Linked DNA regions of Homo sapiens: region 2 is linked to region 1. A link is a contact called in ENCODE Hi-C data. All regions are on one chromosome and are shown on one strand. Each heading gives the region's core, a stretch centred on a gene start or an enhancer-like site at or near the end of the contact. The rest is flanking DNA. Distances are from core to core; before and after follow the strand shown. Region 1 has its middle 73 kb from the start of LINC02957. Region 2 has its middle 28 kb from the start of SYK.

Evidence for each region. A loop is a pair of places that touch in the nucleus more often than their neighbours do. Pooled maps may share reads with other maps.
Region 2: a loop to region 1 is called in a map with no recorded cell type, with 9 times the contacts of the local background. The contact joins two enhancer-like sites. A Hi-C loop is called at or near these places in 4 of 37 single-sample maps with no recorded cell type and 4 of 50 pooled maps.

The regions. Positions count from the first base shown.
Region 1 is chr9:90,922,477-90,925,269 of GRCh38, forward strand. No RefSeq gene overlaps it. Among named protein-coding and RNA genes, the nearest start is that of LINC02957, 73 kb to the right of the region's middle. RefSeq lists an enhancer at 1,709-1,758. Within about 2 kb of position 1,540, at least 4 of the 41 ENCODE cell types and tissues checked have a DNase peak (open chromatin) inside an H3K27ac peak, as active enhancers do.
Region 2 is chr9:90,772,893-90,775,731 of GRCh38, forward strand. No RefSeq gene overlaps it. Among named protein-coding and RNA genes, the nearest start is that of SYK, 28 kb to the right of the region's middle. RefSeq lists an enhancer at 1,815-1,874. Within about 2 kb of position 1,264, at least 4 of the 41 ENCODE cell types and tissues checked have a DNase peak (open chromatin) inside an H3K27ac peak, as active enhancers do.

The DNA.
Region 1 (2,793 bases), core at 290-2,789:
TCCACTGGAATTCTGTATGCATGGGCCTTGGGAGCGTGAATGGAGCAGCAAGGAACGGGGACACATATATCACCTGTGTCTCTGCACATGCACACGGTTTGTGGCTCCGTCGGACTTCACTTACAAAACCCAAGTTCAAAGATCAAATTATGAAGCATTTCAAGATGGCAACAGATGAGAATCAGACAAGCATAGAGTCCTTCTGAGCTTAGAGCCTTACGTGACCACAAGGGCCACATATCCAGGAAGCTGGCCCTGCTTTTGAACTGGAAAAGTTCTGATCAATTTTCTTCTATCAGTTATTTAATTATTTTCCTCCCTCAAGTCTCTCTGTTCTCTCCTCCTGGAACTCCTAGTAAATACATAAAGAAACGTCTAGCTCCCGCTCGTGTCAATTGTCTCTTACTTGGATTTCTTTGTCCCCATGAATGACATTCTACAAGAACCCCTTGGTCTTTCAGTTCACTAATTTATTCTTCAATCACGTCTGTTTTGCTAGGTTTCATTAACAATCATCTTTTAAATTTCAAAGTTTTATAGTTCTTTTTTGTAACAGCCTCTTCTTGTTTCAAGGATAGTTTACATTCTCTAATCTTCTCAAACATGTTAAATATGATCACCTTTAAAACTTTAAACTGCTGTGTTTAGCTGTTTCCTTGAGCAGGGAGAGTTCCGTTTGTTGAAGTTGAATGCCACTGTTTCGTAGCATTCATTTTGCTGACATGTTTGACAGCTCTCATCTATCTGATTATCTTCCTCTTTGAGAATCCCTGACCAGTCATGTTTCTCCCTGCTCAAGTGAAATAAAGGCCTCAAATAGATCAGTGGTTTTCAACTCTTTTTAGCATAGATAAATGTTGTAAAATAAAATTTTATTTGTGGAAATACAGTGTGTAAATCCACAGTGGAAAGGCAATAATTGAGGCAGAGATGCCCTGCAACCCTAGAGGTGCCCGCTTGGACCCTTGGTGTTCCCTCTGCAGCCTCACCACACAGTGGGCCTTCTCTGTGATTGCTGGGCTGAGCGATCCTGGATCCTCACAGCCCATGTCTCAACAGTTAATGAACCAGGTGATCTGCACATGTATTTCAAGCTCCTGTATTATCCCTGATGAGGATATCTAGATTTGAACTTCTTTGAAATTCCTTCCTAAATATTTATTTTGTCATGTTTCTACATATGGAAGGGTCCTCATGGCAGATAGACTCACAGGGACTTACACACTACCACACTCTTTAATGGGAACAGACCTCCTATTACTGACTTCTTGACAAAGTCTTGAAAAAGAATGAAAATGAGGATGCAAGTCACCAGGGAAGGCAGAGGAATATTTCTTTTATTTAAGCGGACTTGCTGATTTCAAAAGAACCATTTCCAGAAAAGACTGGGCTAAGCTCCAATCTTGGCCTCCGTATATAATGCAAAAGTAGATGCTATAAACTAGTAAATTCATGGCATTCGATCATAAAAAAGAAGAAGAGATGCATTTTCTGTTAGACCCTGAGGCTGTACTTTCCCAACCGCTGTGTAGAGCAAACACCAGGTGGGGAGATGGCTTTGTGGACATGCAATCCAGTTTCTAATCCAGAAATAGGTCAGAGCACCAATGTGAAAATACCTGTTGTTTTTAAATAGGTCTGTGTGTCTCAGTGTGTGTGTGTGTGTGTGTGTGTGTGTGTGTGTGTTTTCCTTAAGGGCACTTGAGATGCCGCAAAGAAATGAGGAAGTGGAAGTTTTGAATTGGTTTTTCTTCTTTTGTCTAGGGATGATTTTTTTTTAAGAGTTTCTAAGAGGTAATTGAGTTTCTTCCTCAGGAACAGTCAGTTTTTCATGAATCAAATGTATCAGTAATAATTTTTTAAATGCTGGATTATAACTTTTGAAAGTTTGCAAGTTGGGAGCATATTTCCTTGGCTCTGCGACATTCCCTCCTCTTCCTGGGGTTCTCTCCTCCTAGGACCCTGGGACCAAGCACTGCCCTTCAGGTCTTTGATCTCTCTGATCTCATAAACTTTGCTCTCCTTGTCCTTTTGAATACCTTCTAGAAGAATCCCTGGATCCTCCTCGTCAAAAGTCCACATGCTCTTGGGGGTTACCATTGTTCCGGATAATCTGGAGTTTTCATGTTGAAAACAACCACCACCACACCAACACGTTTTTCTGTTGTCCTCTTGGCAACTTCAGAGCCCTGACACCGTAGGGAAAGCGCTTAGGGATCCCATCACAGTTCAAGGGCCAGGGCCGGTGGCCTCTGCCAAGTGCCAGGCCCTCTTATCCCTGAGTGAAGCACTCACATTCCCTAAGAAGGGGCATAGGGACCAGAGCACAGGGCAGTGAGGGAAGTGCTGTGGGGCAAGGGTGGTGGTGTCTGAAGACGGCTCTGCCTTTACAAGGCCCACTGGAGCTTTATGTCTGCATGCCCCACAGCAGAACTGTCCTTGCTCTTTTTCATGTTTAAATTTATGGTGAGGTAGGAAGATTGCTTGAGCCCAGGAGGTCAAGGCTGCAGTGAGATATGATCATGCCACTATACTCCAGCCTGGGAGACAGAACAAGAGCCCATTTCAAAAAGAATTTAAGGGCCTGGCGCAGTGGCTCATGCCAATAATCCTAGCACTTTGGGAGGCCGTGGTGGGTGGATCATTGAGGTCAGGAGTTTGAGACCAGCCTGGCCAACATGGTGAAACTCCATTTCTACTAAAAAAAATAAAATACAAAAATTAGCCAGGGGTAGTGGCGTGTGCCTGTAATCCCAGCTACTCAGGAGGCTGAGGCAGGAGAATCGCTTGAGC
Region 2 (2,839 bases), core at 14-2,513, 150 kb before region 1:
GATGATAATACCTGTAGGGCTGTTGTGAGGACATAACACAGTCATACAGATAAAGCACTTAAAAAGCACCCAGCCCTTAAGCGCTCAAACATTTGTATTCTACATCTTTTGTCAATTGCCTTTGTTTAGAAATGCTCTGGCATGTTGGGTGCTCAAAAGATGTTGACAGTAATTTATTCACTACGACACACCAAGAATTAATGAAATATTGCTAAGAAAATAAAAACTAGTGTTCATCACATCCTGCGATGTGATGTCTCTTCAGAGAACCAGGCGAGGGTATGTGGCCAATGAACAGCCAATGAAGTCACTGTCAGAGTGGCTTTGTCACCCAAGGAGCCCCTACTAGTTTATTAGGGCAATCTGACTTTCAGATCTGAATCCTAGCAGTGTATGGATATAAAAGATACCAAGTCTAAAAATAATAATTATAAAGATCTTAAAAACAACCTGTGACACTCACAAATCCGTTTGACTGGTAATTTTTGAGACATTGGACCATATCTAATACTTGGCAACAGGGCACCACTGTGCTATCATGAAGCATCATCATCAGTTCCAGCGAAGGTGAAATGGTTTCTATTATAGGCATGTTAATAACTTCTATTAATAGAGGCGAGGAAAAGCACAAAACCTTTATCTCTTCTTTTCATGCATGGAATAAAATGAGAACTCTATATTACAAAAAAAAAAAAAAAGATTCCCTTTCTAATGCCATCCAAGGAACAATATTCTAAGTGTGCCTACTGAGACAGGATTTCATCTGAATCTATTGCTATGTATTCTCCAACATCCCCTCCAAGAAGATTAGACCATTTCCAGCTGAGACTGGTTTTTGCTAGCAGTGGTTAGATTTTCACAGTTCCCAGCCCAGGGGAAGGGAGGGTGCCTCCCTGAGACTACATTGCCCTCTGCTGCCCATCCAAGGCCAAGTCAGGTAGGGAAGGCCTCTGGGGAATTACATTTTAAAAAAATAAAGTTTATGAAAATTATACATGAGATTTGCATAAAAGGTGAAGTGAGGTTGTTACAGTTGCAAAGTCTCTCACTCTCCAGGGGCAAAATCAGGAGGTCAGAAGTGCACTTGGAACTATCGGGATGGTGAGGGTCACATAGGAAGTGTGGGTTTGGAGTCAGGCTCACGTTGTGCTGGTACTAGCTGTGCCATCTTGGGCAAGTTGTCAACCCCTCTAAGCATCAGTTTCTCATATGTGAGATGCGATAATCCCTGGGGCCACTTATCCAAAGATTAAAGAATAAAATGCACATCAAGTTGTAAGCAGAGTATGTGACACTTCGTGTTCTAACAAATGTTGGTTATTATTGCTCCAACTTCCTCCTTGCAGATGCAGAAACTGAAAACTCTCAGGACTTGACATAGGGACCCAAAGTCACATGTCTGCCTAGGGATGAGGAGGGGAGTCATCCCAGGCCAAACCTCCCACTGTCCCCAAGGCATCCTGGGCTTTCATGAGCATCTTTAGCTCCATCCCCCAGTCACAACCCATCTCAGTGGACATGTGTCCTGGACACTGCGCCTGGCCTACCCCACTGCCCCACACAAGGAAACATTCCCTGTGGGCTGGGCCTAACGCTTTGCTCACATTTGCCCCCTACAGAGCAGTTCACCTGGAGGGTAGCACAGGTGCTATTCCCAAAAGGCCATGTGAAGCTAGTGCAACTGTCAAAGTGAGGAGGAAATTCCATAGGCCATGAGCAGCTGGGCTGGGGCGGTAGGCTCGAGGGCAGGGGCTATTAATGACTGAACCATAGAAAAGTCCATTTGTCCATTTTTCTATTCATTCACTCCCAAGTATTTTTTGAGCAGCACATGCTAAGCAAGTCTTCTCAGCACTCACATCGAAGAAAAGAGGTGGCCCTGGTCTGCAACACCCTTGGGCACCTGGTAGGAGGCCTGGTTCCCCTTTTATGTGGTTTGTCACACTCTCAGGACTGTGACCAAAACCAAATGAGGGCATTCCCATTAGATCCTGCTGAGGGAGCAGTGCCTCCAGTAAACAAGCTTGAGCAGGTGTGGTTCATATTAACTGAGAACCTCATGCCACCAAACAACACATGTGCTAGCAAGGGTTGCCCACACGTTGCCTCAACACCAGCGCTTGTCCTTCCTGTGTCCTTCCTTCTGGACAGCCACACAGCACTAGGGCCATTGTGCAAGAATCATTCAAATCGCCACCACTAATGGGTTTGGATTGAAATTCCAGAAATAATCCCAGCTTCACTACTTACTACCGGTATTCCTTCAATGGAGTGATTAATCTTTCCTGTCTCCAAATTCTCATTGGATCATGCGAGTGACAATACTTATTTTGCAAAATTTTTGTAAGAATTAAAGACAGAAAATATAAAGCCCCTGGTTGCCTACACAAAGTGGACACTGAGGAAATAGGAGCCATTGTTACTATTTCACACCTAAACGAAATACACGTATGGACAGAGTATATGTATAAATTCACATACACATATTGATGCATATAAAAATATGCATGCCAATTTCTGTTGCTGTATATAAAATATATAGTATTATACTGGAAAAGCGCAAAGAACATACACTGTAGAGATTATAAAAACTAAATATGTTTATCTTGCCAAATACAACGTTTGAAAAGATACTGCTTTGGGTCATGAAGACAGTTGCTTTCTTATCTCTTGAGTTAAGGAAAATATATATTTTATGGAAAGCTATGGAGGTAGCTACTAACTAAAAGCAAGACTTAAACTTCTTTTGAGGAATAAAATCAGTATCCTCATTTTTTTAATATTCTGAGGAAATAAAAGAGAAATCACATGTATGAATACATAGTTTAGGTCAACTTAC